Regions from separate parts of the Homo sapiens genome. Here all the other regions are linked to region 3. Evidence: chromatin loops called from intact Hi-C (ENCODE). Cell type or tissue: PC-3. All regions are shown on one strand. Links, peaks and the distances in the headings refer to the core of each region. The heading gives the core; the rest is flanking DNA.

Region 1 (6,181 bases), core at 374-5,373, 150 kb after region 3:
GGCTGCCAACAATGCTTCCTATGTCTGTATGCAAGTGTTCCTTTTCCCATCAAGAGGTGGAGTTTGTTTCCCCACCCCTTGAGTCTGGTCTGGCTTGTGACTTGCTTTAATAAAATGCAGAAGTGACATTCTGAGACTTCTGAGCTGAGATCTCTGGAGGTCTCCTAGCACCTGCTTTTTCACTCTTGGAAGCCAGTCACCCTGTAAATGTCAGACTAGATTAGTGAGTGAGTAGAGGCCACGTGGGAGAGAACCACAGTGCCCAGACATTGGGAGTGAGGCCCCAAATGAGTCCCTCCAGGTGATAACATAAGGAGAGAGAGGCCTAGCCAGCTCTCAGCTATTTGGGTCATTCCGCTTGAGGCCACAAACATTATAGAGCAGAGAATCATCCCCACTTAGCCCTGCTCAAATTCCTGGCCCACAGATCCATGAACAAATAATAAGGTATAGAGAACCTGGCTCTCGGGGTTTGGGAGTAAAATGGTTAAAAATGTAAATTTTTTAAAGAGAAAATGGCATTGAGAAAATATACTTCTGACGTGGGAAATAATCTTCCATATGCAATGTGGTAGGGTGACTGAAATGGGAGAATCAGTTTTTTAGCAGTAATGCAGGGACGAACTCATAATCCCTACATTCACGTGTATGCTTTTGCTGCTGCTTGCAGCTGGTAATGAGCCTTACTAAGCCAAGAAAGTGATGGCCATTTGGAGGCTATGAGCCTAGAAGGGGAAAACAAAGGTCGCTAATTTAACCACAAATTTATGATAAGACCATCCTATGTTGTACTACTTATGACCTTTGGTACAGTCAAATGGCTCTTTGATTCTAAAGAACTTCACAGTGTTAGGGAAAATAAGACCATTTTCAAATTGTGTGTGTATATTTAAAAATTCTCATTTAAAAATCTCAGCTGGACATGGTGGCTCATGCCTGTAATCCCAATCTCTGTGAGGCTAAAGTGGGCAGATCACGTGAGCTCAGGAGTTTAAGACCAGCCTGGGCAACATGATGAAACCCAGTCCCTACAAAAAAAAATACAAAACTTAGCCAAATGTGGTGGTGCACAACTATAGTCCCCACAACTCAGGAGACTGAGGTGGAAGGATCATTTGAACCCGAAAGATCAAGCCTTCAATGAGCCACGATCGCATCATTGCACTCCAATCTGGGTGAGAGAGCGAGATCCTGTCTCAAAAAAAAATCCCTATCTACAAAATACTTCACACTTATTGCCATCCCAGTTGTTTCCTTTAAATGACAAGCCAAAGAATGAATTACCTTTCCTAGCAATTAGTCTGCCTTTTTAATTGTGTTCTCTATCATTAGAACCCTGAAAACACTGCTGCTCACTCAGTATATTCCCTACATTTTCAGTCTCTTGTCTTTCACTTCTGACAAGATCCTCCAGCTAGCTAACCCTTTTTGCTTTACTGATTTCAATTAGGCTGCCTGCGACACATTCCAAGTATGACTGAGCACAAGGTGGGGGCAGTGTGCACCTCGGTTGTCTTCTGGGGACTGGGTCGGATCAGTTTGTTGGTGCAAGTGGGGCCACGGACAGGGCTTTGGAAGGTCTGAATGCAGACCTAAAGGACAGCCCTTCCCTGAAAGGGCCATACAAATCTGAGCTTTTTCTTTAATCCTCTTTTTAAAATTTGGTATTTGCAAATTTAATCACTATAAAGTAAAAGTAGGTGAGCTCATTCAGAACTGTGGATGGGGGTATAGGAATGGTTGACATGAAAGTGAGAGAAATGTGAAGTTACAGCAGCAAAATGTCCCAAGCTGAGTCACCTCACACCCTTCAAACACTACAGGAAGTGTAGGCTTAGTAACCAAACATCTTTGATTTAAACTAAATAACTGTAAAACCTGAAAATAGTGGTCTCAGCAGTTCTGAATTAGATATTTACCTCCCTACTGAGTTTGGTCAGTGAAAAAAAAAGTTGGGAGAAATTTCTGGAGAACTGTGAAGTTTCCACTATTACTGTCTTAGGTGAAAAAATTAAATTTCTCATTTTGGGATTTTTTTTTTTTTTTCTTGAGACAGGGTCTTGATCTTTTGCCCAGGCTAGAGTACAGTGGTGCGAACATGGCTCACTGCAACCACAAATCCCTAGACTCAAGTGATCCTCCTGCCTCAGCTTCCTAAGTAGCTGGGACTACACGCATGTGCCACCATGCCTGTAGAGACAGGGTCATGCTATGTTGCCCAGGCTGGCCTCAAACTCCTGGGCTTCCACCTCAGCCTCCCAAAGTGCTGGGATTGTAGGTGTAAGCCACCGCACCCAGCTCATTCTTATCATTTTTAAATACAAGTCAGAGAACATTTGGCCAATCTACCAATTGCACCGTAGAATTTGAAGGAAAATTAACAGTGTGGTTGTTCTCATATTTGCAAAAAAGATAAATGCTATCATAAGTATTATATGCCTTAAAATACAATGCAAATAGACTCCGATATTTGTAGATAAAATATTACCAATGTATGTCTTGGATTTGCTTCAAAGTAATAAAGGGAAGGGAGGGGATGGGTTTACAGATGAAACAAGATTGGCCATATTGAAGAAAGTTATGCAAACTTGGAAATAAAAGGATGACTGCATGTTTTTTTCAGTGTCTTTCCTGGAATATCATCTGCCAGCGCCACCCAAGGATTATTTATTTAGTTCTTAGGTTATGGTTCTGCAAACTTTTTCTGTAAAGATCCCAATTGTAAATATTTTAGGCTTTATGAGCCATTTGGACTCTGTCACAGCTACTCAAACCAGCTATTGTTGCACAAAAGCAGCCATAGATAATCTGAACTAAGATCTGTTTTAAGACAGTATAAGGTCAAGCTTTATTCCTTGACTAGAAGAATTAACTCGTAAGAATGTGGCCTGGCCGGGCACGGTGGCTCACGCCTGTAATCCCAGCACTTTGCGAGGCCGAGGCGGGCGGATCACGAGGTCAGGAGATCCAGACCATCCTGGCTAACACGGTGAAACCCCGTCTCTACTAAAAATAGAAAAAATTAGCCGGGCGTGGTGGCGGGCGCCTGTAGTCCCAGCTACCCTGGAGGCTGAGGCAGGAGAATGGCGTGGACCCGGGAGGCGGAGCTTGCAGTGAGCCGAGATAGCGCCACTGCACGCCAGCCTGGGCGGAAGAGCGAGACTCCGTCTCAAAAAAAAAAAAAAAAAAAAAAAAAAAGAATGTGGCCTGATCTTGCCTCTCTGGTGTGAAATGAAGAGAGTCAAACATATGAATGAACACTCATGGCCTATTGCTAAGGAAAATTCAGGTAGATCCATAATCATTTATCTTGTTTTATAAACACAGGGCAATTTATAAATTTGCCAGTTTGTATTCTAAGGTAGTCCTACATTCAGCTTCTAGTCATATTGGTGGTAAGATGCATCGGGGTTGTGATACTGTATTTTCTCAAAACTATAACACTATCAATTTTATAATCTGCCACAAATTGAAAATGGTTAATATTTTTTTCTAATTTAAAAGGAGGAAGTTAACCCATCATTTGCCACACTCTAGTCATGAGGCAAAGGAAAGCATACATGCAATCTGTTCTTACAATTAACAAAGTATCTCATAATAAAAAAGTTTATTATGCCCCATGCTGGCTACTTGGTTTTAATTCTTGTATCGCCCGCTCAGGTAGATGTTATCATTTTTTGCAGATGAGGAAATAATTTCATTCTATTGTGATCTGAGAACATACTTTGTATGATTTCAATCCTTTTAACATATTGGTTTGTTTTGTGGCTTAACATACGATCTATCCTGGAGAAGGTGCCATGTGCACATGAGAAGAATGTGTATTCTGCTGTTGTTGGCTGTTCTGTAGATGTCTGTTAGACCTAGTTAGTTCATCATACTGTCCAAGTCTTCTATTTTCTTATTGATCTTCTACCTAATTTTTCTATCAATTATTGAAAGTAGGGTATGAAAGTCTCCAACTATTACTGTTGAGTTGGCTGTTTCTTCCATTCTGTCTGTCCTTGCTTCATGTATTTTAGGGTGGGGGCTCTGTTGTTAGGTGCATCTGTGTTTATAATTGTTTTCCTGATGGATTGGCCTTTTTTAATTGTAAAGTATCCCTTGTCTCTGCCAGCAATTTTTGTCTTAAAGTCTATTTTGTTACATATTTGTACAGCCACTCCTGCCCTTATTTGGTTACTTTTTGCATAGTACATCTTTTCCCATCCTTTCACATTCAGCCTGTATGCATTTTTGAATCTAAAGTGTATTTTATAGAGAAATATAGTTGAGTCTTTTTTTTTAATTCATTATGCCAATCTCTACCTTTTGATTGGAATTCTCAGTCCATAGAAACTTAACCTGATTAACGATTAAATAGGAATTACATCTGCCATTTTGCTATTTGTTTTCTATGTGTCTGTCTTTTTACTCCTTTATTTTTCCATTACTGCCTTATTTTGTGAGAAATAATTTCCAGTATACCATTTTAATTTCCTGTTGTTTCTTTATTTTTTATTTTTTGCAACTCACTTTTACTGTTTCTTTATAAACTTCCTCTCCCATGGAGGAATATATTGTTATAGTCATTAGCTTATTTCTTTTTTTTAAACTATGCTAACAGCAATGGAGCCAAGAGGAGGGAAAACATAAGTTACAATAGAAAGGCACTTAGAACCTGTTAAAATACTGATATCCTGGAACATACAACAACAAACCAACGACAACAATGACAAGTATACTGGCCCTTCCAAACCTGGTCCATCACTGAATCACATGCTGAGCTCACTTCCAGTGCCCTGTTCCTCTGCTCTGCTGGAGTCACAAACCCATAGCACCCCCCCCCCCCGCCCCCAACCAGGGACTTAAGGCCTGGGGCCCTCACAGGGGTAGGTGGTGCTCGGGTCCTAGGTGGGGCCCAAGAAAGGAGACCAGCTCCCTCCTACCTTGCTCACAGCCCCTTTGAGGGGCAGAGCCAGCACGGCCGGGCCTTTTCAAGACTGGGGTCCAAAGCCCAGCAGCAAGGTGGGTGGGGTCAGCGTGACTCCTCTGGGACAGAAGGGCAGTTCAGGAAAGGGTGGGGTCAGCAGAGCTGCCTAAAGGAACCATACTGAGGACCCCACTGCTCTCCTAACAGAGTTATTTTCTTAATGGTTGTCCTGAAGATTACAATAACATCTTAAAACAATATAGTTTGGATTAATACAAACTTAATTTCAATAGTAAACAAAAACTTAGCTGCAATATATACTTCCATTTCCTTCCTTCTCTTCTGTGCTATTTGTCATACAAATTACAACTCTCTACAGTATAAGCCTGTCAACAGTTTAGTAATTATTGTTTTATGTAGTTGTCTTTTAAATTATATGGGAGAAGAAAAGAATTAGAAACAAAATACATTTCTACTGCCTTTTATGGTTTCTGTGTATTTACCTTTACCAGCATCCTTTATTTCTTCATGTGGATTCAAGTTATTCCCTAGTGTCCCTTCATTTTAGCCTGAAGGACTCCCCTTAGTATTTCTTGTAGGCCAGGTATATGGCTCATGCCTGTAATCCCAGCACTTTGGGAGGCCAAGGTGGGAGGATCACTTGAGGCCAGGAGTTCAAGACCAACCTGGACAACATAGTGAAACCCCATGTCTACAAAAAACTTAGCCAGTGTGGTGGCTCATGCCTGTAATCCCAGCACTTTGGGAGGCCAAGATGGGTGGATCACTTGAGCTCAGAAGTTTGAGACCAGCCTGGACAACATATCAAATCCCCATCTCCACAAAAAAATACAAAAATTAGCCGGATGTGGCGTCATGTACCTGTAGTCCCAGCTACTTGGGAGGCTGAGGCAGAAGGATCGCTTGAGCCGGGGAGACGGAGGTTGCAGTGAGCAGAGATCATGCCTGCACTTCAGCCTGTGTGATAGAACGAGACTCTGTCTCAAAAAAAAAAAAAAGTTTACAAATAAACCGGGTGTGCACCTGTAGTCCTGGCTGCGTGAAAGGGTGAAGTAGGAGGATCACTGAACCCAAGAGTCTGAGGCTGCAGTGACCCATGATCACACCACTGTGCTCCAGCCTGGGCAGCAGAGTGAGACCCTGTCTCCAAAAAAAAAAAAAAAAAAAAAAAAGCATTTCTTGTAAACAGGTCTGCTAGGGCTGCAAACCTATTCTGCCTCACTGTTGGCTGCTAGTCTGCTGGTACTC
Region 2 (6,181 bases), core at 653-5,652, 130 kb after region 3:
CTTTGAGCTACATGGCATCAGCAGCACCTGGGAACTTGTTAGAAATGCAAATTTTGGCTGGCATGGTGGGTCATGCCTATAATCCTAACCCTTTGGGAGGCTGAAGCAGGAGGATCACCTGAACCTGGGAGTTCAAGACCAGCCTGGGCAACATAGTGAGACCCTGTCTCTACCTTTACATATATATTTTATAAATTTTTTTTTTTAAAAGAGAATTGCAGATTTTCAGGCCCCACCTGAAATAAAAACTCCAATGGTAGGACCAACCATTTGTGTTTTAACAAACCATGCAGGTGATTCTGATGCTGCTAAAATTCAAGAACCGACTCTCCTAGAAGAACTCTTGCATCGTCGTTCATGCAAGAAGATATTCACAGAATTGTTTTTATTACAGAAACTGGAAGTAACTTGCGTGTCCAGTGGTGGGACGGGTAAACAAATATTGGGATACTTTATAGCACCTCCCCCACCCCCAAAATGAGCCAAAGCTGTGCTCATTAACAGGGAAGAATCTCAAAAACATAATGTTGAGTTTAATAAGCCATAGAGGAATACATACATTAGAATTCTATGTACATGAAGTGAAAACTACCAATATATTGTTTAGGGATATAGACATTAAAACTATAACAAAAACCAAGAAAATTGGCCCAAAATTCAAGATAATGGTTACTTTGAGAGGAGAAGAGGCAGATACCAAGGGGAATATATGCTTGAGGCCTGTTGGGTTTCTAAGATATTTACTGATAATATTCTGTTCCTTCAAGTAGATGGCAGGTACATTGTTGTTTGTGTTATTTTTAAACTATAAATGGTATATGAGAGGCAGGGTAGTCTCGTGGTTAAGAGCCTGTAATCTATAATTACTTCCCGAGTTGAATTTTGGCTCTTCCCCTTCTAGATTTAGGATCTTGGGAAAATTTCTTAACTCTTCTCTGATTGTTCATATGTAAAATGGAGATTCCAACAGTATTAACCTCATGCATATATATTATTAGGTGAAGTGCCTAATAGATAATAAGCACTAATAGATGTGTGTGTTGTTATGTCTCACATATTTCACAACAGAAATTCAGGAAACGTGAAGGTAGACCATCTGTCTCCTCCTCGAATTGTCTGATATAATTCAGCTCAGGTGTGGAGGAATTGATGGCACTATAATTAAATATTCTTTTATTTGAATTTGAATGTGTTTTTCGCCTTTCAAGTTTCATGTTATGTATCCCACTTGTTAGCAACATTCTCATGTTGATTTTTCTCTACTATGATTATTTTTATAAAGCTTTGCAAAGCCACCTGCCAGTTATGCATTAAAAGGCACTCAGCACTTTTTTTCTGTGTCTAAGCTGGCTTGGTCTTGCTTACCAGCCTTCCTCCAGAGTGATAAATCTGTATGCCAAGGAGTGGTAACCTGTGGGCAGCGTGCACATGCCAGGTCAGAGCAGGCTCCTGGGGTCCACGAGAACTGCTGCCTACGGAGGCAGGGTTCACAAGGATCTCTTTGGAACAAACAGGATGGGAAAGAAAAAATGTTTTCTGTATGCCTTTCGGGGAAGATGGCAAACCAAAGCAATAGAAAGAATCCTATATCAGATGGATGAATGAATGAAAGGGAAAATTGCAAGGGGAACACAGTTTATCAGCAAGAAATAGACTATCAGTCTGCAGATTAGACAATTATGGTTGTAAAGACAGGTGCAGTGGCATGTGCCTATAATCTGAGCGACTCCATAGGCTGAAGCAGGAAGATGGCTTAAGCTTGAGTTCAAGACCAGCCTGGACAACACAGCAAGACTTCCTCTCTAAAAATAAGGAAAAAAAAAGTGTTTTAACAGACAGAACTGGCCTAGGTGCAGTGGCCCACACCTGTAATCCCAGCATTTTGGGAAGCCAAGGCAGGCGGATCCCTTGAGGCCAAGAGTTCAAGACCAGCCTGGCCAATATGGCGAAACCCCGTCTATACTAAAAATACAAAAATTAGCTGGGCATGGTGGCACCTGTAATCCCAGCTATTCGGGAGGCTGAGGCACGAGAATCTCTTGAAGCTGGCAAGTCGAGGTTGCAGTGAGCCGAGATGGTGCCACTGCACTCCAGCCTGGGCAACAGAGCGAGACCCTGTCTCAAAAAATAAAAAAGAAAAGGAACTGAAGAGTCAAGGTTTTCTTCTTAACAAATAACTCCCATTCTGATTTGTTCATTTGGGAAATACCACTAAGGACCTATTATTTTGTGAGCCAAGGCCTGCTAGATACTCGTGAAGAACACACACCTCAGCTCTGCCCTCTTTGAGTTTACAGTCTGGAGGGATTACAGCAGCATTAACCTAAAGCAAAGGATGTCTACACTTAAACCTGAAGAATAAACAGGAGCGAGGCAAGGGTCAGGGGAGTTGGGGAGAAAAAACATGGCACATTCTGGGACCCAACAGTCAGTGTGGCTGACTGGTCTTGGAGGTGGGGAGCAGAATGTCAACAGATGAGGTGTGAGGGGTCAGCAGGGGCCCATGATCTCATGAGATCATGAACGTGAAAATTATTTGTGTTAAAGGAAGTCTGTGGTAACGATATGGAATTTATGTAATTTGTTCATTATGATTCACAACCAGGAAGCATTCTGCAAAATCTGATGGTGAGAAACAAGATGAGGATTGTTTTCCTACCCCTGTGTGTTCCTTTAAGTAATTACACAATATTGGGACATCAGAGAAACTTAATTTGTTTCAGACTGACAATTTAGGTCTTAGCCAAGAAACCTTTGCTCAGACCAATGTCCTAAAGCATTTCTCCAGTGTTTTCTTCTAGTAGTTTCGTAGTTTCAGGTCTTATATTTAAGTCTTTAATTTGTTTTTATTATTTGATTTTTGTATATGGTGAGAGACAGGGCTCTGGTTTCCTTTTTCTGCATGTGGATATCCAATTTTCCCAGCACCATTTATTGAAGAGACTGTCCTTTCCCCAATGTATGTTCTTGGCACCTTTGTTGAACATGAGTTGGCTGTAAATGCATGGATTTACTTCCAGGTTCTCTATTCTGTCCCATTGGTCTATGTGTCTGTTTTTATGCCAGTACCATGCTATTTGGGTTAATATAGCTTTGTAGTATATTTTAAAGTCAGGAAGTGTGATGTCTCCAGCTTTGTTCTTTCTGTTCAGGTTTGCTATGGCTGTTCTGGGTCTTTTGTAGTTTCATACAAATTTTAGGGTTGTTTTTTCTATTTCTGTTGTCAAACTCATAATTTAGGAATATGTGAAACAGTGTTCTCTTTCATGTGTTTGCCATCTTTGTACATACCTGTGTGTAATTTGGTAGGAGGGCACCACACTCACACACCAGTTTAGGATGTCTCCTTGGGAGGCTCATGGACAAAGAGAGCTCAGTCCCAAGAGCCAGTGCCCTCCCAGCTGGGAGCTGTTCTAATCTTGTCATGCCAAATGGAAATATGAGTAGAAGTTGCCAAGTCATAATTTCTGTGATGAGGAAAGGCCCACTATAATTCCAGAGGCTCTATTAGCCCTTCCTTGGCCAGAGAGTTCCTATTTCTCCATATGTAGCCTGGGACTACACGTTTGCCTGTTTAATTTTCAGTGGAGAGTTGCTGGGTTCAAGCCTGAGGGAACTGACCAAAGGAGGTCAGCCTATTGTTGGACACAAAATGAGAAGGGAAAAGTTCTCCCCAGGGTGGGAAGCCTGAGGGAAGGGGAATGGAACAAAGCCGGTGAGAAGGGTAAGGTGCTTCTGCATCTGAGGTTTTGAGTGGGCCTGTTTTACTTTGAGTCTTACCAGGATCTCCCAGTTTTGTCTAGAAAGGAAGCAGGACAAAAAGAGGCAGGGAATGAGGCCTGAGACAGGCAAGACTAGGGGCTTTTGTCGTTTGATTGTTGGGCTTTTGTTTATGTTGCCTGTAGGTTCCTTTTCTTTTTGTTTTTCTTTTACCTCCTAGTGACAGCCATTCTAAACAAATTGCCAGCATTGTCTTCCTCTGTTGACATCCTTCCCAGCAAGGAATTTAAAATAGCATCTCCCCCTCCAGAATGTGCTGTGAGGGAAGAGGTGATTAGCATAAAGATGTGTTCTGACCCTCACACCATCCTCTCAGGCAGAGATGGGAGTAAAAATGAGCTGTATGATCTTTCTGACCCTGGTGTATCTTAAGTCCTTTTGCTCTTTTGAACTGTCTCAACAAAGGAACCAGAAAATTAAAAGGCGGCTTTATGGATGAGCCAGAATATGAGTGCAGTAAGTTTTTCTCTTTTTTTTTTTTTTTTTTTTTTGCAGTTTTTACGGTTTTTTAGAACACAATGTGCACATGAGCTGTCTACCCATTTTCTTCGCTGCACAGCCTGGCATTGGGGTTGGTGACTCTGATGGCCAGCTGGGCAGCTCTTTCCACAACGGCTTTGCAGTTCTTGGAGGAAACATTGTGAATGATCTCAGCACAGTAAGATTTGTTGCATGGCAGCAGCACTTCCGGCTCCTTGACGCTGTGGATCAGGAACTTCCGGAAGCCACTGGGCAGCATGTGCTGTTTTTCTGTTGCTCCCATAACCAATGTTGGGCATCAAGATCTAGCCTTTGAACCTTCTATGAGCCCTGTTGTCAGTACCTCTGGGTTTCTGCCAGTTACGCTTAATTTTGACATATTGGTCAGACTGGTGCTGGATGAACTTCTTGGTTCTTTTTTTGACAATCTTGGGCTCCACAAGGAGTCTGAAGTTGGCCCTGATGCCAAGGAGGAGATGGCCCCTCTTTCTTTCTTTCTTTTCTATCACAGTTTGCCCTGAATTGTAGGGAAGCTGGCAGTTCTTTTACTCTTGTGGGGTCACGAAATGAACTGTTCCTAGGAAATGCATTGCGCTAACATCCTGGAGTGGGGTTGCTGCAGGTAATGGAGGTTGGGCTGCACAGTCCTCTGGTTCCTTATAATTCCAGTAAGGTTCTCTTTTAAGCCCTAAAGATCCTACATGATTTGGAGAAGGCACTCAAACCTGGAAAGGGTTTTCTGATGCAAAATATCTGCAACTGACTGTCCCCTCTGTAAGGCTGGAGGTTCAGTGGGGGGGTCTCCTGGGAAGAATATTCAAAACGGAGGCAAATATGTAAACACTCAGAGAAGAAGACGCTTACCATTTTGTCAGAAAGGAATAAATTGTTACTATTACTGAAGGGGAAGGGAGTGGGCAAAGCCAAGAGGAACTAGGGCCAGGGAATAGCTAACCAAACTTGGAAATGCACATGGATTCACATTCCCAGTGCCCAGGCAAAACTGTGCAGGCTTTGCTCTAGAGCTTCATTTCCCCAAAACTGTCTGTGGAAACTTCTTTTTTACTTAAAAAAAAAAAAAAAAAAAAAAAAAAAAAATTCACCGTGTTACCCAGGCTGGTCTCAAGCAATCCTCCTGCCTCTGCCTTGGCCTCCCAAAGTGCTGGGATTGCAGGTGTGAGCCATCATGCCTGGCCCCACCTCATTTTTTTTTTTTTTTTTTTTGTAACCTGGATTTAATGACCCTCTGTCTCCCTGCCATGACCCTTGAGGGGCTTTTTATGCAGTATTTATGCAGTATTAAATCTGTAAGAACCAGTATACCATAAACCCTACAGAGTATGTCTCTAATGAGAGAAGCCTTCCTGATGTCCACACTTGTCAGTCTTCACATCCATGCTCTCCTTGGCTCAGATAGCTGTGTGCCTTGGAAGGAAGAGATTAATCAGTGAAAGGTTAATAGTAAAACACCAACACTGACAACAGGCGTTAATTCAAGTATTAAATGCTAGTTTGCATTACCCTAATATGAAATTTATTTTTGCAAAATACAAAGGTTCTTTTTATGAAACCTTTCCATGAGTTAGCTGAACTAATTTCTTGCATGCCATAAGGTTTTCAAAAACTATGCCTTAAATGCAAAAAGGAAGGGTTTCCTCCACTTTTCACCATACCAATTACTGGTTTTAAGAACAAATTCATGAGTGTTTGATCTGGTGTCTGAAGACTAGATAAAAATCTGCAGTTTTCTCTCTTTTGCAATGTTTAGCACACTCAGATCTGTGGGAATTCAGAAATCAGCCTGAGGTCCTGGCTGTGGCAGCCTCTAACAGCACACAGCCAACCACCGTCCCATCCTGTTTAGGGTGTTTATGTGGCAGAGCTGTGTGGCCCCTTAGCTGTGTGGCCACATCAGGATGTT
Region 3 (6,181 bases), core at 493-5,492:
TTTTTGAGAGTCATTGTCTTACCGTGTAAACCTTTGGTTTTTTGAAATGCCCACAAGCGCCACGGTGTGCCAGGCAACCCGAGGACAGTTCACACAGCTGTCTATAGCAGGACAGCTTTGAATTTTCCAGATCATTCCTAAACTTTTTTTTTCACCGCAGTAGCCACCCACTCTCTAATTTTCCTGTTTCTAGATGTCCTTTAGGTATTGCGGGTTTTGTGCCATTGATTTTCTATAATAGGAAATTCAATATTAAGTAAGAGTTGTCATATAGGCATTTCAGCTTTGTGGCTCTCTTGCCTTCTCTTCCACTTTTAATCCCTAAAAGTAAAGTTCCCCAAGCCTTGCACCTAAGCCTCTAATTTGCCTCACTGATGACATTTATGCAGCTGTCCCTCTGGAGATTCTGAGTGTCACAATATCCTTAAAAGCAGAGCTTCTCCTTCACTGGGAGTTTTTGCTTTATTTATAAGAGCTCAACAATGTGGAATCAGAATTCTTTGGACTCTCTTTGTTTCTGTCTACCTGCTTGTCTGTCTCCATCTGTTTGTCTTGTCCCTCAATGGAATGCTGTGATATTATGATATTCTGTCTTCAACTCCATGTCCTGACATACAACTCCTAAAATCCTTGAAATCTTCAAAGTGATAAGTATCTTTTTGTATCCTAATGAGATGACTGGTGGCTGGCAGCCCCTGGGTAGCTTCTGGATGGGGTCTGTTCATCAAAAAGACCAAGGCAGGATTAGAGGGCTGTGCAACTAAGTAGAATCACACAGTAAACTGCCGTTGATAATGTAGATGTCAGGTGTATTAATGTGAATAAAATGAAAGAATAGCCTAATTTAGATTTGCCCCAATAATTTGTGTGTGTGTGTGCGCGCACACGGGTGCACGCATCCTCAACCTCATGAGAGGGGAGAAGGGCTGAAGGGTGAGTTGATCACCAACAGCTGATGATTTAAACACTCGTGCCTATGTAATGAGGTCTCCATAAAGGCCCAAGAGAATAGGGCTCAGTGAGCTTCTGGGTAGCTGAACATGTGGAGGTCCCTGGAGGGTCACGTGCCAAGTGAGGGCATGGAAGCTCCACACCGTATGCATCTCTTCATCCATATCCTTTGTAATATCCTTTATAATGAACTAGCAAATGTAAGTAAATTTTTCCTGATTTCTGTGAGCCACTCTAGCAAATTAATCGAACCTTAGGAGAGGGGGGTCTTGGGAACCCAGATTTATAGCTGGTCAGTCAGAAGCACAGGTAAACCAACCTGGGGCTTGCGACTGGCATCAGAAGTGGGAGTCAGTTGGGGGACTGAGCCCTCAACCTGTGAAATCTGATGCTATCTCCAAGTACATAATTGTGTGGAATTGAACTGGAGGACGCCCAGCTGGTGTCTTCTGCAGAACTGATTGCTTGCTGGTTATGTGGGGGAAAACTCTCACACATTTGGTCACAGAAGTCTTCTGTATTGGTTGTTGTGGGATGAGAACAGAGGAAAAACAGTTTGTGTTGTTTTCACTAAGAACTGCTCTTCTCAGTCACTAGTATTTATTGAGCTTACATCTTAAAATCAGTATTCTTTTAGACACCACTGAGGAAGTAAAACATAAGATCTTATGGTCAGGCACTTTGGTCCACACCTATAATCCCAGCACTTTGGGAGGCCCAGGTGGGCAGATCACTTGAGGCCAGGAGTTCGAGACCAGCCTAACCAACATGGCGAAACCCTGTCTCTACTAAAATTATTAAAAATTTAGCCAGGCGTGGTGGTACATGCCTGCAATCCCAGCTACTTGGGAGGCTGAGGCATGAGAATCATTTGAATTCCGGAGGCAGAGGTCGCAGTGAGCCGAGATCACACCACTGCACCCTAGCCTGGGCAACGGAGCGAGACTCTGTCTCAAAAACAAAACAAGGCTGGGCGTGGTGGCTCACGCCTGTAATCCCAGCACTTTGGGAGGCCCAGGCAGGTGGATCACGAGGTCAGGAGATTGAGACCACGGTGAAACCCCGTCTCTACTAAAAATACAAAAAAATTAGCTGGGCGTGGTGGTGGGCGGTAGTCCCAGCTACTCGGGAGCCTGAGGCAGGAGAATGGTGTGAACCCGGGAGGCGGAGCTTACAGTGAGCAGAGATCGCACCACTGCACTCCAACCTGAGTGACAGAGCAAGACTCTCTGTCTCAAAAATATATATATATATATATTTTATCTGGGGGCATTTGTAGTCCCACATTATATGAATATAGAAATATGCAATATCTTATTTATTTTGATATTCTAAATAACAAAAGGAGGTAGTGAAATGTTGACACCTTTCCAAAAGGGATACACTGTTAAAAATGTTCAGAAACACTCAAGTCAAAATAAATAGTACCTATTTCTGGGGAAAAAGTAGGTACTAGTCACAAAATACAGACGAACAGAAGAGAAAAAAATGCTTCCAATGAGGGGAGATGGTAACAGTTTCATCAAATACTATAAGCTTCTTTGAGAGCAGTGCTTTTCATCTTTGGTCCTCGGGTTGCCTGGCACAGCTTGGGGCTTGTGGTGAAGGTGACCTATGACCACTGGTTTTTAATACTTACTGTGTACACTGTCAGAGGTAGGTGTGCCCCTACAACCCCCTGATTGTATCTCAGATCTTCCTTCATAGTGTGAAGGCTATGTAGCGAATCCCTCCTGTGTCCACTATGAAAAGTGAGCCATGGCTTCCTAAAGGACCAAAATCTCAGGAATTTTCCGACTGACTTCAATTCTGCTTCCCAGCAAGGCCTGGCTTAGCTCTGTTTTGTCACCTATTATATTTATATTGTCGCTTGGCCCAGGACAATAGGTATAAATAAGACAAGTGTCTTCTAAGTCCTGATTTCAAACCTCCTCCCTACTTCTCCACCCTCCCAAAAACATGGTTGAATAATCAACATTTCAGACTCATGGAGGAAGTCGATTCCACTGCAGGGTTAGTTACAGGAAGCCTTTGCCCTCCTAGGGATCAGAACCAAGTTAGCAGTGATTACCGTTTTAACCTGTTAACTATGGGATTTGAGCTCTGGACATAGCCGGGAGGATCTCAGAGTTCTATTTCCTTTTAAGAGTGGGTCTAGATTCCCCACCAGAGTCGGTTCTTAGGAAGGGAAGAAAATGGCAATATTTTAACTTATGGAACTACTATATGTAATTCCATCACTGGGTAAATGATTGGAAATACCAAGCAGCTAGACTTTGTTGATAAAAACCTTATAAATACATGGTGACATTGTGACAAAAAGGGGGCAAAGTTTATAGTTTAGAAATCTATAAATTAGTGTTTATAGATTAATTATAATAAATAAATTAGTGTTTTCCAAAATTAGCATGTTAATGGTAAATTGGGAACCCACATAGCTGTCTTAAATTTAAGTTGGTTTTGTTCTCTTTGTTTTTGTTAGAACGGGAAGTTTCTCTAGGAAGGAATGAGCATGTGATTCCACCAGCAGCCGGCAGGTGGCAATAGTAGGCAGTAGAGTGCTGGCTTTTCTTCCCCATTGCCTGGCTGGCAGATGGCCTTGTTCTCAGAATAAACTGGGATCAGATTTGGATACTAAAACCATGCAGAATCTGATTATTTGTGACTGACACTATTAGCAATGTGCTCAGAGCCGTGTTTTAACTCAGCTAGGGGGAGCTGCCAGGTCCTATTGAAACTACCCAACACTTGCTCCTTTCTGCTACCAGATATTGCTTTCCTTTTGCAACCTGAAATTGGTAGGAAACAAAGAATGACCTTGGAGTTGCATCATCTATGAGACTTTCAAACCAAATTATTACCATCCCGGGCAATATTTTTCTCTTGCACTTCTTTCCTGCTGAATTAGTCTCATTGCACACACATCTCTGTTTGCCTTTTTTTTTTTTTTTTTTTTTTGAAACGGAGTTTCTCTCTTGTTGCCCAGGCTGGAGTGCAATGACGCGATCTTGGCTTGGCGCGATCTGGGCTCACCGCAACCTCCACCTCCCGGGTTCAAGCAATTCTCCTGCCTCAACCTCCCGAGTAGCTGGGGTTACAAGCATGCGCCATCACACCCGGCTAATTTTGTATTTTTAGTAGAGACGGGGTTTCTACGTGTTGGTCAAGCTGGTCTCCACTGCCCGACCTCAGGTGATCTGCCTGCCTCGGCCTCCCAAAGTGCTGAGATTACAGGCGTGAGCCACCGCGCCCGGCCCTCTGTTTGCTTTCTCGGCTCCCGTTTCTCCTTGCAACAAGGAGCAAAATAAAATCCCACATCTTAAAAACTGGATCCATTGTTTGATTTAAAGATTAACCTCGCTTAAATGTTGTGTTTAAGCAGACACAACAGAAGATAACTCAGTCCTGCTACCTAGAAAGTTGCCCTGCAAGGTCTTCAGGACTATTGATTAAGCAGATAAATCAATTATCTTGTTAATTGAATCTTAAGAGTCATTTAATCGATCCTTTTAGACCATACTTGAATGATAGTATATGCATGTGTTTTGCTAATCAGTTTATTCTAGACACAGGGCTCGGGGTTCATTGACAGCAAAAATAGGGAGATATTCTAAATCAGTCCTTGCTTAGCACAAAGCAGTAAGCAGTTTTTCCCGTGGTTTCATTGATTTTTGTAAAAATACCAAAAACTTGAGGTTTTTAAGAAAATACTTCCATGTTTTTATTTATTATGTAGAATATTAAAAACTTAATCTAATCTGAAAGGTGAGGATTTGAAGAAAAAAGGTAGATAATGCAATGGTAAATGTATCTTTATTGACTTAATATATCATGTTTGCTCTGATAGTAAAAGAACCACCCAGATGGTCCTTTAATGTTCCTTTCAGTACTAAGATTTTGTGAAACATCTTTTAAAGAGGAGTAGGTGGTGTATGTAGGGAAAAAATAAATGTGCTATTTTGGCTTCTAGGGAGGAGGGGGAGGGAAGCAATTATTTTTAGAATATGTTCTAGTTGCACACGGTTTTAGAAGAAATAGAAGAGTGTGTTTTAACGACAGTGAATCCTTCAGGGGGATGAAGTCTATGGAAACACGTCTTTCAAATCCTTCCCACCATGATCCCAGAGAGGACACTTGTAATTAAAGTGTGTGTGTGCACATGTGCATGTATGCACACTTATGTTCCCACACAAATGTGGGGGAGGGAAGTGGCAAACGCATGCACATGTTAGCAAAGTTTCTTGGATTAAAAAGTACTTAAGTTCACTCTTTATGAGAAAGTGCTGCCAAATTTAGCATTCCTTATTCAGGGGGAGCTACAGAGGGAATGTAGCTGAACGTAGAAAAAGGTGAAAGAAATAATGAAATCAGTTAGAAAAAAAATATTGAGTCACACTATTAATATAATACCAAGGGGTTAAATGGGTAAGCTAACTGGAATGTTTCCCCCAAAGTTAAAGCAGAAAAGTTTTAGTGCTGAGCTCTTTACCTTGATTTTTTCCCCTAAGCATTACATAATTTTCTAAGCAGAATTTCTTGTGATAGAAACCATGATAAATAATGTACCTACCTGTGGTGTAGCCCGAACTTGCTTAACTGAGTCCCAAAGGAATTTGTTGCCGTGGACGGCCCTGTTACGTGGACTTTTTGCACCATAACGTTTCTACCTTTTGGATCATACTAGTGGTTTGATCAAGTCTATCAAACAAACATCATTCACATTCTAGTCTATAGACAGTATACAAGCAGTAGGTGTTCAGATAATTTTTTGAGATGAAGTCTCGCTCTGTTGCCCAGGCTAGAGTGCAGTGGTGTGGTGCGATCTTGGCTCACTGCAACCTCCGGCTCCCGGGTTCAAGCAATTCTCCTATCTCAGCCTCCCAAGTAGCTTGGACTATAGGTGCACACCACCATACCCAGCTAACTTTTTTTGTATTTTTAGTAGAGACAGGGTTTCATCATGTTGATCAGGCTGGTCTCAAAATCCTGACCTCAGGTGATCCACCTGCCTGAGCCTCCCAAAGGGCTGGGATTACAGGCATGAGCCACCACGCCCGGCGTTTTCAAATAATTTTTAATAAATATTGTCTTTCAGCCTTTTAGGTATTCAAGCAAATATTGATTCTGACAGTGAAAAAATAGTCTCTGTAGCTGAGCAGTTCCTTTTGATGTATTGGATGCAGACTCTTTATCAACTTATATAATTCAGTAAAATATGTATCTATCATAG
Region 4 (6,181 bases), core at 821-5,820, 210 kb after region 3:
ATTTACACCATATGGGATAAATAAGATTATAAACAACTTCAGCTTAGTTCAGATCACTTACAAAAACACTTGCTTTTCAGAGTTTTCCTTGTTATCAACAATTAGTACAACAATACATTTATTTCTTTAATAAAATGAAATATATACCTTGGAAGAGGGCATTTACCACTTAATCTTTCATCCTCTATATAGCGATGTAGTACATCTTGGGACCTCTTTAAAAGCACTGAGAGTGCCATTCGTGAGATGTAGCCTTCTTGAGGTGTTGTGACTTTATTACTGAAGGAAAACTGGAGTAATGTTTCAAAACACATTTTAGAAAATTCCTCTCTCAAACGAATATCAATCTCTGCTTCTGTAAAATTAACAAATTTTGATGGTTAATAGAAGTTAAATCAATGAGCTTTAATGATAACAATGCTTAGCAAACTAGGAATAGAGAGAAATTCCTCAATCTGGTGAAAGGCACCTAGAACAACCTATAGCTAATAGCATACATATAGTGAAAATGTGTTTTTTTTTTGTTTTTTTTTGTTTTGTGTGTGTGTGTGTGTGTGTGTGTGTGTGTGTGTGTGTGTGTGTGCATGTAGAGAGAAACAAATTCCCCCTCACAAGATCAAAAACAAGGCAAGATCCTCATCACTTCTATTCAACATATTTCTTGATTTGGTCTTTCTATACCATAAAACAGCACTGTAAAATATACTTCACAATAGTTTTTCATGTGGTCAAACTTGCAGTATTCTCTTTTTCTCTCTTTTTCCCTCTCCTAGCAACTTCTTTCCTGGAACGTGACCTCTGCTCCAGTCCGGCAGTTGCTCTCTAGACACGCTGTTCTGTTATATCCTGAAACTAGTCTTTGCCATCACTCTGGAAATTGTTTCCATTCTCTCAAGTTAGATCCCACTTCCAAGATCTCCTTTTTTTTTTTTTTTTTTTTTTTGTTGAGACAGAGTCTCATCTTGTTGCCCAGGCAGGAGTGCAGTGGTGTAATCTTGGCTCACCGCAACCTCTGCCTCCTGGGTTCAAGCAATTCTCCTGCCTCAGCCTCCTGAATAGCTGGGACTACAGGCACGTGCCACCACACCCAGCTAATTTTTTGTATTTTTAGTAGAGACAGTGTTTCACTGTGTTAGCCAGGATGGTCTCGATTTCCTGACCTCGTGATCCGCCAGCCTTGGCTTCCCAAAGTGCTGAGATTACAGGCGTGAGCCATGGCACCCAGCCTCATGCCTTATTTTTCCTTGGTTTACTACTTTGCTTTTACAGAGCATATTTTGAAGTAGCTTCCTAAGAAACAATCAATGAGAAGTAAAACTTTTGAGCGCATGTACCTCCGAAAATGTCATATATTATGGTACTCAAAAATGTACCCTGCAGCATCAGCATTACCAGAGAACTTGTTAGAAATGTAAATTCACATGCCTCCCAGTCTTACTGAATCAGAAATTCAGGGGGTACAACTCAGCAATTGCTTGTCCTCTGGTTGATTAGGATGCATGCTGAAATTGGAGAATTACTGTTTTACACTCATACTTGGCCAACAGTATGAGTTTTAACATGGAGCTTCCATGTTAAAAGTCCTTTCCATTTACAACTCTAAAACCACTGCTTCAATGTCTTTTAGCATCCAATACTGCGTCTGAGAATTCCACTGTCTGTTTTTTTTTTTTGTTTTTTTTTTTTTTGAGACAGGGTCTTCACTCTGTCACCCAGGCTGGAGTGCAGTGGCATGATCTCAGCTTACTGCAACCTCCACCTCCCAGGTTCAAATGATCCTCCCACCTCAGACTCCCGAGTAGCTGGGATTACAGGCACGCACCACCACACCTGGCTAATTTTTGTATTTTTTTTTTTTTTTTAGTAGAGACAGGGTTTCACTGTGTTGGCCAGGACAGTCTCGAACTCTTGACTTCAAGTGATCCACCCATCTCAGCCTCCCATAGTGCTGGGATTACAGGCATGAGCCACTGTGCCTGGCCTCCAATGTCTTTTATACTGAACTTTTTTTCTTTCTTTCTGAAATCTTTTAGGGTCTTCTCTTTATCCCAGGTATTCTGATATTTCATAATGACATGCCTGATTTGGGTCTTTTTTCTTTCACTGTTTTTGATACTGACTATTTTTAATCTGGAAGTTTTGTTCTTCAGTTCTTCAGTTTATTTCTTTGATAATTCCTTCTCCTAGATTTTCTTTGTTCTTTCTTTGTCAGATGTTAGGCTCCCTGGATTCATTTTACTTCTCCTTTCTACCTTTCACTGAACTCTACATCTTTAGTTTCTATGAGTTCTTTCTCGTCTTGTTTTTTTTGTTTTTGAGACAGAGTCTCTAGTCTGTCACCTAGGCTGGAGTGCAGTGGTGTGATCACAGCTCATTGCAGCCTTGTTCTCCTGGGCTCAGGTGATCCTCCCACCTCAGCCTCCCAAGTAACTGGGACTACAGTCATAAACTACCTCACCCAGCTAACATTTGTATTTTTTGTAGAGATGGGGTTTTGCCATGTTGCCCAGGCTTGTCTCAAACTCCTGGGCTCAAGTGATCCTCCTGCCTCGGCCTCCCAAATGCTGGGAATACAGGCCTGAGCCACCGTGCCCAGCCTTCTTTCTTTTTCTACTGCTCCTTTTATGTAGCATTTTTTAAATTGTTCTTTTATCTCTTTGATCATCCTAACTGGTTTTATGTTTTCAGTGACTCTGCATTTTATCTGTTTCCTTCCAATTTCTTTTACTCTCTCTTCATTTGTTTTGGTCTTTCTCTTTGGTGTTAGAGAATTTCCTCAAATGTCTGTGAGCTCTGACTATCAGATCATACTTAAAAGCAAAAGGCCAATCATCACTGGAACCTCTGTGTTTACAGGTTGGCCTTGTTTAGCAAATAAAAGTTTTGTATGTATATGTTTAAGGAAAACTCTAAGTTTTTTTTTTTTAATGAAAACTACAAACTTTATTTTTCAACATAAGCTCAATCAAGTTCAAGACACTTTTGTAAGCGATGATACCAGCCATTTAGTTTATCTGTAAAAAACTGAGGTCCTGGGAATTTAACCATGTCAATGCTGTCTTTTTTACATTATTGACTGAAGAAAAAGGCTGTCCTTCAATGGTATTTTAAGATCCGAAACAAAAAGAAAACAAAAAGAGCCAAATTACAACTGTAAAGTGGATGCCTAATGATTTCCCACTGAAACTCTTACAAAATTGCCCTTGTCTGATGAGAGGAATGAGCAGGAGCATTGTTGTGGTGGTGAAGGACTCTCACGTGAAGCTTCCCAGGTGTTGGAAAACTCCAAGTTAGTGCTGAGAAGACATGTGTCATATGGCAAAGTCACTGAAAGAATGTCCATGCACCTTTCTTGTCTTGGTAAATTTAATACTATACATAGCAAGATATATTATCAGAAAACTGCCAGTAAAAGTATACTTGGTAACTCAATAGCCCTTATTTAACTTTGGACATTTATACCTAATTGTGAATATTGTTCTTAATGTGTATTTTATTAAAAGTTAAATATTTTCACATACTCTTAATAATAAAAAGTTGGCTACATTAAGATAAGCGGGGTTTAAAATTTTCCCCGAGATTCTCATGTTTGCTAAACCCACACTTTACCAGGCCAGTTTTAAAAACTGTTTGGGCTAGAAAAAAGAACTAGTATGTGAAGTGAGCAGTATGAGAGACATCTAGTGGTCAAACTGTACACATAAATGCTCTTTAAAATGCTCAGCACAAAATAGGAGAAGCTAGTTAAGGCTCTAGTAAATTCTGAGGATTAAGGATCTGCATGGCACAAATTTACAGTTTCTTTTTTCTTTTTTGTTTTTGAGACAGTCTCGCTCTGTCGCCCAGGCTGGAGTGCAGTAGTGTGATCCTGGCTCACTGCAACCTCCGCTTCCCGAATCAAGCAATTTTCCTGCCTCAGCCTCCTGTGTAGCTGGGATAACAGACAAATGCCATCACACCTGGCTAATTATTTTTAGTGGAGACAGGGTTTCACCGTGTTGGCCAGGCTGGTCTTGAACTCCTGACCTTAAGTGATCTGCCCGTCTCGGCCTCCCAAAATGTAGTTTTTAAATCATATATACATATATATGAGACAAGAGTCTTGCTCTGTTGCCCAGAGTGCACTCTAAAATGCAGTGGTACAATCATAACTCCGTCACCTCGGCCTCCTGGGCTCAAGCCATCCCACTTCAGCCACCCGAGTATCTAGGACTACAGGCATGTGTCACCATGCCCAGCTAATTTTAAAATCTTTTGTAGAGACAGAGGCAGTCTCACTGTGCTGCCCAGGCTGGTCTCAAACTACTGGCCTCAAGCGATCCTCCCACCTTGGGATCCCACCTAGCGATCCCAGAACACTAGGATTATGGGCATGAATCACTGCACCTGGCTGATGCCACAGTTTAAGACTTGAGCTCAGGTTTACAAAAAGAGAATTAATAACAAACAGTAATTTATATATCAGTTCCCAATTAAGGCAGCATGATATAATGAAAAGAAGCATGTAGTTCTTTTTAAGCATGAATTTGGCCTCTAGCCCTAAGATTGTGAGCAATTTTTTCAACCTTTCTAAATCAATTTTCTTTCCTGTAATATGGTCTTACCTATCCTCACAGAAATGTTGTGAGAAATAATATAACATTCTAGCATAGTATCTTGTACATAGTTGGCACTGAGTAAATGTTAATTCCCTTAAAAAATGTTGAGGCATCTTATTTTTTTAAATGAACTCTGTAATTTATAGTCCTGAGAAGATGGTATTAATATCTCCATTTTAAAGATTACAAAACTGAGACTCAAAAGTTAATTGACTGCTAAGTGGCAGAATATACATTCATATTTTTATATTCCTTTCCAATCTATGACTTCACAAAACTGGTAACTTCTGTCAGCCTGCAGTGACATCCATGGATTCCATAAAGTGCTTTGCAATTTAATTCTTCACAGTTTGCAGTTATGATATTTAAAAAATTTAGTTCAGTGTTTCTGATATATGATCAGAAACACAGTATTTCACAGAATAGAAACATGGAATAAAAACATTCTATTCCACAGAATAGTCATGTCATAACATTTCTCCTCATAAAGCTTAGTTCTATATTACAATCCTAAAAATCACCTTACCATTCTCCAGTTTACATTACCAAAATCATAGGATTAAACATTTCTACTGACAGTTTCTTCAAAAGTACTTCAATACTTTTTAATACTTAAAAAAATTAACATACCTGTAAATGAAGATGACTGAGAATGTATTGAGCCCTTGTTAAGCATTGTCATTATTTGACCAACAAATTCCTTAGGAATAAAATTGGCATAAGGTAGTATCTCATTGCTGATAAGTTGAACTACCTAAAACAAAAGAGGCAAATGCAAATGTATTGTTTTCTTTGAAAGAGACTAAAATAATTTCTAGAGTAAAATTTAAATTTTACTTTAAATGAAAATCAGTTAAAGAACTCTCCTTTAAAGAAGTACACAAACATTTTAATGTTAACATACAGAATGACTACTAATCTGTTTCTCTCATCTGTCCTAGTAACTTTAATACAAAATAGTCAGTACCATAACTGTTTACTATGCCAACCATTTGGACAAATGTTGATCTTCAGCATGATAACTGCAAATAGGGCTCTAGAGAAAAATAGCATATGAAATTTACCCATGTTAGAATTAAAATATTCAAAATAGGATTAAGAATAACATTTAAATCACTTTTTATAACCAAAAACTATCAGCTGTAAGAGAAATTAAAGTTATATTCATTTTTGTCAAATAGTTTATCTCTAACATGTAGTATGTTATTTTGCCCTTTAAAGTCCACAAGAGCTTTAATACAGTAATGGCACGAAAGGCAATATTTTGTTTCCATATGATAATGCCTATGCATTTTAAATGTATATTTTATTTATTTATTTATTTTGAAATGGAGTCTTGCTCTGTCACCCAGGCTGCAGTGCAGTGGCGTGATCTCGGCTCACTGCAAGCTCCGCCTCCCAGGCTCACGCCATTCCCCTGCCTCAGCCTCCCAAGTAGCTGGGACTACAGGGGCCCACCACCACGCCCAGCTAATTTTTTTTTTTTTTTTTAGTAGAGACGGGGTTTCACCATGTTAACCAGGATGGTCTCAATCTCCTGACCTCATGGTCTGCCTGCCTCCACCTCCCAAAGTGCTGAGATT

The links. Peaks named below come from ENCODE experiments on the same cell type or tissue, not always from the same donor. Only the 100,000 strongest peaks of a DNase experiment are listed, where the experiment ranks them.
Region 1: it touches region 3 in a loop (8-fold over the local background); 12 of 110 quality-filtered maps call a loop at or near these places.
Region 2: a loop joins it to region 3, with 6 times the contacts of the local background. A loop is called at or near these places in 4 of 110 quality-filtered maps.
Region 4: it touches region 3 in a loop (6-fold over the local background); 100 of 110 quality-filtered maps call a loop at or near these places.

What each region holds. Positions count from the first base shown.
Region 1 is chr12:62,636,642-62,642,822 of GRCh38, reverse strand. No RefSeq gene overlaps it. Among named protein-coding and RNA genes, the nearest start is that of MIRLET7I, 36 kb to the right of the region's middle. RefSeq lists a silencer at 78-278. In PC-3, for the core only: no CTCF peak of the experiment used is centred there; no DNase peak of the experiment used is centred there; H3K27ac peaks cover 1,867 bases.
Region 2 is chr12:62,657,360-62,663,540 of GRCh38, reverse strand. All of the region lies in intron 9 of PPM1H (protein phosphatase, Mg2+/Mn2+ dependent 1H), which reads left to right. It also overlaps the pseudogene RPL32P26. Among named protein-coding and RNA genes, the nearest start is that of MIRLET7I, 57 kb to the right of the region's middle. RefSeq lists enhancers at 3,567-4,093, 4,298-4,592, 4,094-4,619. In PC-3, for the core only: no CTCF peak of the experiment used is centred there; a DNase peak (open chromatin) is centred at 2,570; H3K27ac peaks cover 1,573 bases.
Region 3 is chr12:62,791,469-62,797,649 of GRCh38, reverse strand. The region is part of intron 3 of PPM1H (protein phosphatase, Mg2+/Mn2+ dependent 1H); the gene reads left to right. Among named protein-coding and RNA genes, the nearest start is that of PPM1H, 140 kb to the left of the region's middle. In PC-3, for the core only: a CTCF peak has its summit at 3,507 (motif pointing right); a DNase peak (open chromatin) is centred at 3,619; H3K27ac peaks cover 1,147 bases.
Region 4 is chr12:62,579,468-62,585,648 of GRCh38, reverse strand. MON2 (MON2 regulator of endosome-to-Golgi trafficking) reads right to left here. Exons shown (of 35, transcript NM_015026.3): 32 at 5,229-5,352; 33 at 148-355. Among named protein-coding and RNA genes, the nearest start is that of MIRLET7IHG, 20 kb to the left of the region's middle. In PC-3, for the core only: CTCF peaks have their summits at 3,478 and 3,677 (motif pointing left); a DNase peak (open chromatin) is centred at 3,678.